Linked DNA regions of Homo sapiens: region 2 is linked to region 1. A link is an interaction called in ENCODE POLR2A ChIA-PET data of the cell type or tissue named here. Cell type or tissue: endothelial cell of umbilical vein. All regions are shown on one strand. Links, peaks and the distances in the headings refer to the core of each region. The heading gives the core; the rest is flanking DNA.

What was found. ChIA-PET counts read pairs that join two places held together with the same protein. Peaks named below come from ENCODE experiments on the same cell type or tissue, not always from the same donor. Only the 100,000 strongest peaks of a DNase experiment are listed, where the experiment ranks them.
Region 2: POLR2A ChIA-PET joins it to region 1 with 8 read pairs; 2 of 35 experiments call an interaction of 5 or more read pairs at or near these places.

What each region holds. Positions count from the first base shown.
Region 1 is chr10:102,765,036-102,770,410 of GRCh38, reverse strand. All of the region lies in intron 1 of WBP1L (WW domain binding protein 1 like), which reads right to left. Among named protein-coding and RNA genes, the nearest start is that of WBP1L, 24 kb to the right of the region's middle. In endothelial cell of umbilical vein, for the core only: no CTCF peak of the experiment used is centred there; a DNase peak (open chromatin) is centred at 3,370.
Region 2 is chr10:103,372,718-103,378,092 of GRCh38, reverse strand. It overlaps TAF5 (TATA-box binding protein associated factor 5), which reads right to left. Exons shown (of 11, transcript NM_006951.5): 2 at 4,498-4,735. Among named protein-coding and RNA genes, the nearest start is that of TAF5, 7.4 kb to the right of the region's middle. In endothelial cell of umbilical vein, for the core only: no CTCF peak of the experiment used is centred there; no DNase peak of the experiment used is centred there.

The DNA.
Region 1 (5,375 bases), core at 284-5,283:
GTAGGAGATAATCTCCAGGCGTAAGGCCATTTTATTTCCAGGAGCTTTGAGCAGAGGCTGCTGGGCAGACACAGAATGTCTAAGATAAGAGATCTTTCTTATCTTTCTCCGGTTTGGGCACGCACCCATTTAAATGCCTCAGAGTTCTAACTCAAGAAAGGAGAGAATGAATACTAACTCAAACCTCAAACCAACATGAGTGTCACAACAAAAGTTAAACTGAGACATCTTCATGTCATGGGTGTGAGGCTAGGCATTAACAAAAGAATCCTGAAGTAATAATTTTGGGGAATGCAAGGGGATAAATCCCAAACCCAGAACTCTGCCAGGCAGAAACACTATAGGTTGCTTAACTGCTAGAAACCAAGAACACTAGCTTTATCTATGTCCTGGGGCTGGACAAAGGCAGGCATGTAGCAGGCCTGCTGAGGCAAGAAAACACACACCTCTCCTGCTTCTGGGCAGGACAAGGCGTTTTACAAGTCACAGAGCTTATCTCTTCCACAAGGTATCTATAAAAACCCATGGTGCTTTCCTACTACTGAGTCTTTCAGGAAAGAGAGTTAGGTAAACGGTTCTTAACTGCAGTATGTAATCCTTTGCTAAACATCAAATCATGTATTTCAGAGAGGGAAGATTCCAACAGATGGTGACATCTCATATTTTACACAGTGACGTTAGGTAACTCGTTCAAGGACACACACCTAATAGGCAGTGCAGCCAGAATCTCAACCAGGTCTGTATGACTCCAAAATGGCTTGGACACATATGCAGATAGGATTTTGATATTAATCGTCACTTCCCCCTTACTTGTGACCTGATATTTACAGTTGCATCCAGTCCACCCAGGATGTGCTGTGGGGATAACAAAGATGTACTGTTGGATGAATCAGTCTTGCCCTGGAGGATTTATTTAGTTAGTTACACAGAAACAAACATACGCACTCTATGATAAACATGGTGAGGCGAGGGACAAACACAGTCACACAAGAGGAGCTCAAAGAAGAGATGCTGGATGATCCTCTCAGCTTCCAGTAAAAAAAAAAAAAAGAAAGAAAAAAGAAAACAAAGAAGGGATGCTGTTGAGGGACAGAATGGCCAAAGAAGGTTTTTGTTTTCAAAGAAAATTTTATCAAGAGCTGAACACAGTGGTTCCCCAACACTTCAGGAGGCTGATGTGGGATGATCACTTGAGGCCAGGATTTCAAGACCAGCCTGAGCAACATAGGGAGACCCTGTTTCTACAAAAATTAAGAAATTAGCCAGGCATGGCGGCGTACACCTTGTAGGTTCAGCTACTCAGTAGGCTGAGGCAGGAGGATCACTTGAGCCCAAGAAGTTGAGGTTGTAGTGAGCTGTGATTATACCACTGCACTCTAGCCTGGGTATCAGAGTGAGACCTTTTCTCTTGAAAAACAAACGAGGCCAAGCGCAATGGCTCAAGCCTGTAATCTCAGCACTTTGGGAGGCTGAGGCAGGTGGATCACGAGGTCAGGAGATCAAGACCATCCTGGCTAACACGGTGAAACCCCGTCTCTACTAAAAAATACAAAAAATTAGCCGGGCGTGGTGGCAGGCACCTGTAGTCCCAGCTACTTGGGAGGCTGAGGCAGGAGAATGGCATGAACCCGGGAGGTGGAGCTTTCAGTGAGCCGAGATCACACCACTGCACTCCAGCCTGGGGGACAGAGCGAGACTCTGTCTCAAAAAAAAAAAAAAACTGGCCGGGCGCGGTGGCTCACGCCTGTAATCCCAGCACTTTGGGAGGCCGAGGCGGGTGGATCATGAGGTCAGGAGATCGAGACCATCCTGGCTAACAAGGTGAAACCCCGTCTCTACTAAAAATACAAAAAAAAATTAGCCGGGCGCGGTGGCGGGCGCCTGTAGTCACAGCTACTGGGGAGGCTGAGGCAGGAGAATGGCGTTGAACCCGGGAAGCGGAGCTTGCAGTGAGCCGAGATTGCGCCACTGCAGTCCGCAGTCCAGCCTGGGCGACAGAGCGAGACTCCGTCTCAAAAAAAAAAAAAAAAAAAAAAAAACAAAAAACTAATGCCAGGCGCAATGGCTCAAGCACTTTAGGAAGCCAAGGTGGGTGGAACATCTGAGATCAGGAGTTCAAGACCAGCCTGGCAAACATGGCAAAACCAGCCTCTACTAAAAATATAAAAATTAGCCGGGCATGGTGGCACATGCCTGTAAACTCAGCTACTTGGGAGGCTGAGGCAGGAGAACGAATCGCTTGAACCCAGGAGGCGGAGGTTGCAGTGAGCCGAGATCATGCCAATGCATGTCAGCCTGGGCAACAGAGCAAGAATTCGTCTCAAAAAGCAAACAAACTAAAAAACCCCAAAGAGATGGATACTGAAATAATACGTAGGGTTTCAGTGGATAAAATGAGCACACTACGCAGAGCAGAGCATGAATAAAAGTATGGAAACAAGGACGCATGGGGCATACGTCCAAAGGCAGAAAAAGATGACGCAAAGATTAGTTGGGGGTAGAATGTCAAGGCCCTACACATGTACACATCTAATGAGTGAGTATCTTTGACCAGCACAGTTTTTCTTTCTGATGATTACAGTAGCAGCATGAATATCAAATATAGGAATTTCTATTTTAGTGGAGTATTTTAGGCCCTCATTTTGCTTGTTTGATATTTACTACTAAAATATGGTCAATCTTGGAGTTGATTTTGTTTTATTGCAGAGGTTGGGGGAGGTGGAAGGAAGATACAGATGAGAACTTTGGGGCTTTCCCAGTCATTGACCTCAACCTCACAGAATCCTGCTCTCGGTCTCCAAAGTGGGCCAGAAAGAGTCCTAGGTTCCTGACTCCACCCCATGTCATTGGTGCAGCCTCAGTCTTTTATTTTTTTTGAGAGACAGGGTCTCATTATGTTGCCCTGGCTGGGGTGCAGTGGCTACTTACAGGGGCCATCATAATACACTGCAGCCTCAAAATCCTGGGTTCAAGTGAGCCTCCCACCTCAGGCTCCTGAGTAACTGGGACTACAGGCATGTGCCACTGCACCCAGCTTTAAATGGAAAGAAATAAAAGTAGCAGAAGCTGAAACTGGTTTGCAACAGCTTCCTAAGGTTTCTGCCTCTTGCCTCCCCACCCCCCAAACAAGAAAATCATTTTGTTGTTGACAATCACTGCAGAAATATTTATTACTTTCGTAGGCTGCACAACAATTCGCTGCCATCTCCAGAATGTGCAGGGGTCTCTGAAACTCAACACTGTCAGTGGGCCTTCACCAATAGTTAATGGGCTCTCACTGGATCTGCAACTTGAGCTTCATCAAGTACAAAGTAGCCTTGTTTGTTTTCATATCAAAATGCTAGGTTCGTGTTTTTCCTACCCTGGAAACAGTTTAACCCCAACCATACTGGCAAGTAGCCAAGAATTACATGAAAATCAGCAGGCTGCAGCTCATAGCTATCTCCAGATACATTTCATGCCTCCTCACAATTGCTCTCCAAACCAAAGATCGGAATAAGAACAAAAGGAGGGATGTAGATCACACCAACTACATGAAACACACTCAGATGAAATTTGTTTTTTGCTTTTTTTTTTTTTGAGACAGAGTCTCGCTCTGTCGCTCAGGCTGGAGTGCAGAGGCGCAATCTCGGCTCACTGCAACCTCCGCCTCCTGAGTTCAAGCAATTCTCCTGCTCAGCCTCCCAAGTAGCTAGGACTACAGGCTCGTGCCACCATGCCCAGCTAATTTTTGTATTTTCAATAGAGACATGGTTTCACCATGTTGGCCAGGCCGGCTTTTTGTTTTTGAGACAGGATCTTGCTCTGTCACCCAAGCTGGACTGCAGTGGTGCGATCATGGCTCACTGTAGCCTCCAACCTCGCAGGCACAAGCAATCCTCCCACCTCAGCCTCCCAAGTAGCTGAGACTACAGGCGTTTACTACAATGCCCAACTTATTTTTTTTCCTTTTTTTTTTTTTTTTTTTTTGAGACAGAGTTTCGCTCTTGTTGCCCAGGCTGGAGTGCAATGGTGCGATCTCAGCTAACTGCAACCTCCGCCTCCCGGGTTCAAGAAATTCTCCTACCTCAGCTTCCTGAGTAGCTGAGATTACAGGCATGCGCACCATGCCCAGCTAATTTTTGTATTTTTAGTAGAGATGGGGTTTTTCCATGTTGGTCAGGCTGGTCTCAAACTCCCGACCTGAGGTGATCCGCCTGCCTCGGCCTCCCAAAGTGCTGGGATTACAGATGTGAGCCACTGCACCTGGCCCTGGCTAATTTTTTTTAATCTTTATAGAGGCAGGGTCTTCCTATGTTGCCAAGGCTGGTCTCGAACTCCTAGGTTCAAGTGATCCTCCTGCCTCGGCCAGATGTAATTTGGAAAGAGAACCATTAGGAAAATTAAGCTTCCAGGTCTCCACCAATCTGATTTCATCTTTCACTGTTATTTAAACTTTGGGTGAGATAAAGAGAGACATGGTCTATATTAAGTGGGAATGTGGGTACAATGGTGGCTGACCCAAGAAAAAGGCTAACAGCAAGGTCATTTTATGACAGACATCTCAACTCTCTCTGAGTCCTTAGAAGCAGTTCTGGGTGCTCTAAGCATTCTCACTGTCCAGAAAGCAATCATCTTGGTTGTGCTTTTATAGGAAAATCCACTCACTTCTTACATGCAACTCATAAACTCAACAAAGCCATTTCACACTTTATGTTTTAGATATTTCTTCTCAGCCCTACCTTCTCCTCTAAAGTAAGCAACTTAGGGGTAAGATGTGAAACGTTCACTTCCATATCCCTCACAGGACCAAGCACGATGCCTTGCACAAAGCAGGCCCTCAAGAAAAGATCGTCACATGAATGAAGAGATAAAGACGTGACTAAAGAGAGGATCCTGGCTGGGTGTGGTGGCACATGCCTGTAATGCCAGCACTTTGGGAGGCCAAGGAGGGTGGATCACTTGAGCCCAGGAGTTCGAGACCAGTCTGGCAACATGGCAAAACTCCATCTCCACAAAAAAAATACAAAAATTAGTCGGGCGTGATGGCACATGACTGTAGTCCTAGTTGCTGGGGAGGGTGAGGTAGGAGGATCAACTGAGTGTCCAGGGAGGTTGAGGCTGCAGTGAGCTGTGATCACACCACTGCACTCCAGCCTGTGCAAGATCCTGTCTGGAAAAAAAAAGGATCATAAAAATGAAGCTAAAATATAGCTGAATCCCTAAACATTAGTGCTGGTAACACCTGCCTGGTCATAGAAACCTGACAAACAGCTAAGAGGTCAGAAGAGCACCTGCATGTTCTCCAAGCTCATGAAGTCTGATGCGGCAAAGCCTCCGTGTGTCTCATTATCTGTACATCTCTCATTTCTCAGCTGAGGAATTTAAAGCACTTC
Region 2 (5,375 bases), core at 304-5,303, 610 kb before region 1:
ACTCATTTCAAAATGACTATAATTCAGTTTCTGAATTTATTCTAAAAATGAACAAATGTAATTCTCTAATGAAATGTATCACAAACATTTTAAGAAAAGAACTTAAATATCCTAAGTGAAAAATAATATACCCACCATTGGTAGACAGTTTCTTTAGAATGGAGACATTTAAAAGAAACTGGTAGACATTTGAAAATATAAGAACCCTTGCTTTACTAAATGTTATGGTTTCTCAAAACCCACTTTTAAAAGTTTTATTATGAAAATTTCAAAGGCATAAAAAAGAGTATAATGAACTCAATGTACACAGTACTCAGCATCTCAACAATAATCAATATATAACATTCTCATAAAACCCATCATTTTTAATGATTTCCTATATTTATTGGAAACATGTACCAGACATTTTTAAAATATCAATACTTTAATATGATCACTAAACAACAAAGTGGAAGTACTCATTGTTTGGTATCAACAACTATTACCAAAGACAATAAAATAAAGCCTTTAGCCTTGATAACAACTAGTAAACTTAAATGTACTTTTGTTTTTACAACGCTTAATTTTCCTAAGAAAATAAAATTAAAGACAATATATTTGGCATTCACTAAAAACAGCAATCAATGCAAAAACATTTTTAAAACAATGACTAAACATATTAGGGCTCCAGCTCTGATAAGCACATAGTCAACAGATTTCTAAACTGTTAACTATGTTACCCCATTACAACTCATCAATATATGATCTAAGATTTGAATAAAATTAGAAATCTCAGCCTCTTATATCAGTAACTGCCCATTATCCTCCTGTGGTGATGGGGTCCTGGCAAGGGGTGAGACTGTCCATAATGGGAAGACAGAGAATCCCCTATGACGTTCCAGCTTCCTATGTGGGGAGACAGCTACACCATGAGACAGGAAGAGCAAAAAGGTTTTTCCTTCTTTTTTAGAGACAGGTTCTTGCTCTGAAGCCTAAGCTGGAGTGCAGTGGTTCAATGCAGCCTGAAACTCCTGGGTTCAGGGATTCCTCTTGCCTCAGTCTCCCGAGTAGCTAGGACTGCTGTGCCACCATACTCCACTAATTTTTGTTTACGCGATCTCAGCTCGCTGCAACCTCCACCTCCAGGGCTCAAGCAATTCTCATGCTTCAGCCTCCTGAGCAGCTGGGACTACAGGCACGTGCCACCATGGCTGGCTAATCTTTTGTATTTGAGTAGAGATGGGGTTTCACCATGTTGGCCAGGATGGTCTCGAACTCCTGAGCTCAGGCATTCTGCCCGCCTTGGCTTCTCAAAGTGTGGGATTACAGGCATGAGCCACCATGCCCGGCTCAATTTTTGTTTACTTTTTGTAGAAGCAGGATCTCGTTCTTTTGCCCAGGCTATGTTTTTGTTTTTTTAAGTGACAGTATCTATGTTGCCAAGGATGGAGTGTTTAGATGACAGTACTTTAAAGAGAAATTAGCTTCTAGGGTAGAAGTTCTGTCATCAGCCTTTCTTATTTTTTTTTTTTTCAAAAGCACTTGGCTACAGAACATTTTGCCTTATATACTTCCTATTAGGCATCCTAATATAATGAATTTACTATAATGGCATAGAAGCCAGGGGTGCTAAGTTCTACTGTTCCTCTATTACTACTACCCTGTGTTAAGTGATAAATCTTGACTTCAGGCTCTGTTGCTTGTATTAAACATTTCTCATTCAGGCCAGGCCCAGTGTCTCACACCTGTAATCCCAGCACTTTGGAAGGCCAAGGTGGGCAGATCACCTGAGGTCGGGAGTTCAAGACCAGCCTGACCAACATGAAGAAACCCTGTCTCTACTAAAAATACAAAATTAGCCAGGCATGGTGATGCATGCCTGTAATCCCAGCTACTTGGGAGGCTGAGGCAGGAGAATTGCTTGAACCTAGGAGGCGGAGGTTGCAGTGAGCCGAGATGGCGCCACTGCATGCCAGCCTGGGTGACAAGAGCAAAACTCCATCTCAAAAAAAAAAAATTATTCACACTGCTAAGCACGGCCTCCTTTTTTTTTTTTTGAGATAGACTTTCACTCTTCGCCAAGGCTGGAGTGTAATGGCGCAATCTCAGCTCACTGCAACCTCTGCCTCCCAGATTCAAGTGATTCTCCTGCCTCGGCCTCCCAAGCAGCTGGGATTACAAGTGTCTGCCACCACGCCCGGCTAATTTTTGTATTTTTAGTAGAGACAGGGTTTTGTTATGTTGGCCAGGCTGGTCTCAAACTCCTGACCTCAGGTGATCTGCCCACCTCAGCCTCCCAAAGTGCTGGGATTACAGGCATGAGCTACCACACCCAGCCTGCCTCCTTCTTAAATACTCCTTTCCCTTGGCTTCTATAACTCAGCCCTCCCCTGGTTTTCTTCCTGTGTATCTCTTCTACTTGGCCATTAAATTTGGAGCTCCTTGGGCCTAGCCCACTGACTGACTTATTTCATACTCTCCCCTAGTCAACCTCATCCATATCCATCAATATTGCACACAACTCCAATTAATAGTTCTAGTCCCTACCTCTGTTCTGAGCTCTCATATATCATCTACCTATCAACTTGACATTTCTTAAATGAGTCAAAGGCATATTCAAATCAGAACTCAAAATTATTCCAAGGCTGACAAATCAAGTCCTCTTCTAGGGTTTTCTGTGTCAGGAATTGGCTCCCCTATCCAGCTAGAACGGCCAGAAAACTGGAGATTTCAATGATATCTCCATCTCCCTCACCTCCCTAGCCAATCTATCAAGTGTCTCATGACTTTGTCTACTTCTCTTCACCTCCACCACAACCTAGTCCAGTGCTTCTCAATAAGGGTGCTATTAACATTTTGGGCAGGATAATTCTTTGTAAAGTGGGACTACCTAGGTGCACATATTAGAACATTTAGTATTCCTGCTCCTCCGCCCAGTCATTATGACAACCAAAAATGCCTCCACACATTTTCTTTTTTTTTTTTTTTTTTTTTGAGACAGGGTCTCACTCTTGTCATCTAGGCTAGAGTGCAGAGATGCAATCTCAGCTCACTGCAACCTCTATCTCCCAGGTTCAAGCGATTCTCCAGCCTCAGCCTCCCAAATAGCTGGGATTACAGGAGTGAGCTACCACACCCAGCTAATTTTTGCATTTTTTTGAAGAGACTAGGTCTCACCAGGCTGGTCTCAAACTCCTGAGGTCAAAGTGATCCACCCGCCTCAGCCTCCCAAAGTGCTGGGATTAAAGGCGTGAGCCGCAGCGCCGGGCCACCTCTACACATTTTCAAATGGTCTAGTGGAAGGAGCAATTCCACCTCCAGTTGAGAACCACTGCAATAACTTCCAAAACTTGTCCCTATAGTCATTCTATCCCCCATTTGTTTTCCCCACTGCATAAAGGTCCTTTCAAAGTATATATCTAATAACGACATGGTCCTTTAATGACTCTGTAGCAGAAATGACTCTGTAGCAAAAAGGCTTCGCTCTCCCCAAATATCCATTTTTCCTGTCTTCCTCCATAAAAGAAAACCTGAATATCAGCTGGGCACATAGACACTTAGGTAAAGACTACATTTCTTATTTCCCTTGTAGCTAGGTGTGGCCACTGACTGTTAAGATATAAAAGGAAGAAGTGTGTGCAGTTTCCGTGTGCCCTACCTGCTGACTGGCACACTGATGTGACTGCTTAGAGCAGGAAAACCATCTTATGCCACAAGGTGGAAATTGCATGAAAAGCATGAGAGAGCAACAAGACCGAGGGAGCTTGGGGCCCTGGTAATGAAGAACCCACCACACCAATCCCGAATGTCCCACATTTACGAGAAAAATAAACAAACTTTTATTGTATTTAAACCTCTGTTGTTTGGGTTCTCAGTTACTCTTATTCTAATCGAATCCTAACACTGCTTCCTAGTTTTCTTAAGATAAAGGCAAAAATAAACTTTTATTTATGCCATTGTTGATGAGTTTTCAGTGACTCTCAACCAAATCTAATCCTATCCAATACAACTCCCTACTGCTCTTAGGATAAACAAAGACCCTCAACATGGCCCAAAAACCTGCCTATCCTTTTTTTTCAATGCCTTCACTTTAACAATAGAACCTGCCTACTGTTCCAGTCCCTAACCAATTCCCAGCTTCATAGTATACCACACCCCCATCCCATTCTCTGCTCCAGCTACCCTGGCCATCTTTCAGCCTCTGTACCTACCAGGATCCTTCCCACCAGAGAGCTTTTACACATGCTTTTCCCTCTTCTCTTCATCTGGTTAACTCCTACCTAATCTTCAGATCTCAAATCTCACTTCAAGTATCATTTCCTCTGGAAGCCTTCTCTGACTTCTCCAGCTAGATCAAACCCCACATTTTAAGTTCTCATAGCCTCAGGTACCTCTCCTTCACAACGTACTTTTTAAGTTGCAGTCTTACATTTTTGTGGTTACAGATGTGAAAACATATGCACGCACACACACACACTACGTATGTGTGTATATATATATATGTAAAAATTTACATACTTCTCAAAGAATGACTTTGCTTCATTCTCATGTTGATTGTAGACTAGCTCCAAGTACATGTGCACAAACAGAGGATAAAAAAGTTGGGACAACTCTGCCCGATGGCAGTCCAGGGAACATTCAATGAAGTGTTTCAGTCCACTATAGTATTCTTCATACATTGTGGGATCTCCTTGTTGGTTGTAGGCTGACAACACGGCACTGACATCTGGCTGGTCTTCCACAGCAACACTTCCAACTATTTAAAAAACAAAAAACTTTTAAGAAAATGACCTATTATGACCATGTGACTATGGCTGTATTGTTAAAGCCCACAGGTGAGTTGTTTCTCAGACTGTTGTCTCTTTCTTCCCACTGTCTCTTCCTCAACACAATCACATAATCTTTTTTTTTTTTTTTTGAGAGGGAGTCTGGCTCTGTCGCCAGGCTGGAGGGCGGTGGGGAGATCTCGGCTCACTGCAACCTCCACCTCGCAGGCGAGTGTCTTGCCTCGGCCTCCCAAGTAGCTGGGACTACAAGCGTGTGCCACCATGCCCAGCTAATTTTCATATTTTCAGTAGAGACAGGGTTTCACCATGTTGGCCAGGATGGTCTTGATATCTTGACCTTGTGATCCTCCCGCCTCGGCCTCCCAAAGTGTTGGAATTACAGGCATGAGGCACCACACCTGGCCCACGTAGTCTTTTTTTTTTTTCTTTTTAAGATGGAGTTTCACTCTTGTCGCCCAGGCTGTAGTGCAATGCACAATCTCGGCTCACTGCAACCTCCCCATCTCGGGTTCAAGCGATTCTCCTGCCTCAGCCTCCTAAGTAGCTGGGATTACAGGCATGCACCACTATGCCCAGCTAATTTTTGTATTTTTAGTAGAGACGGGGTTT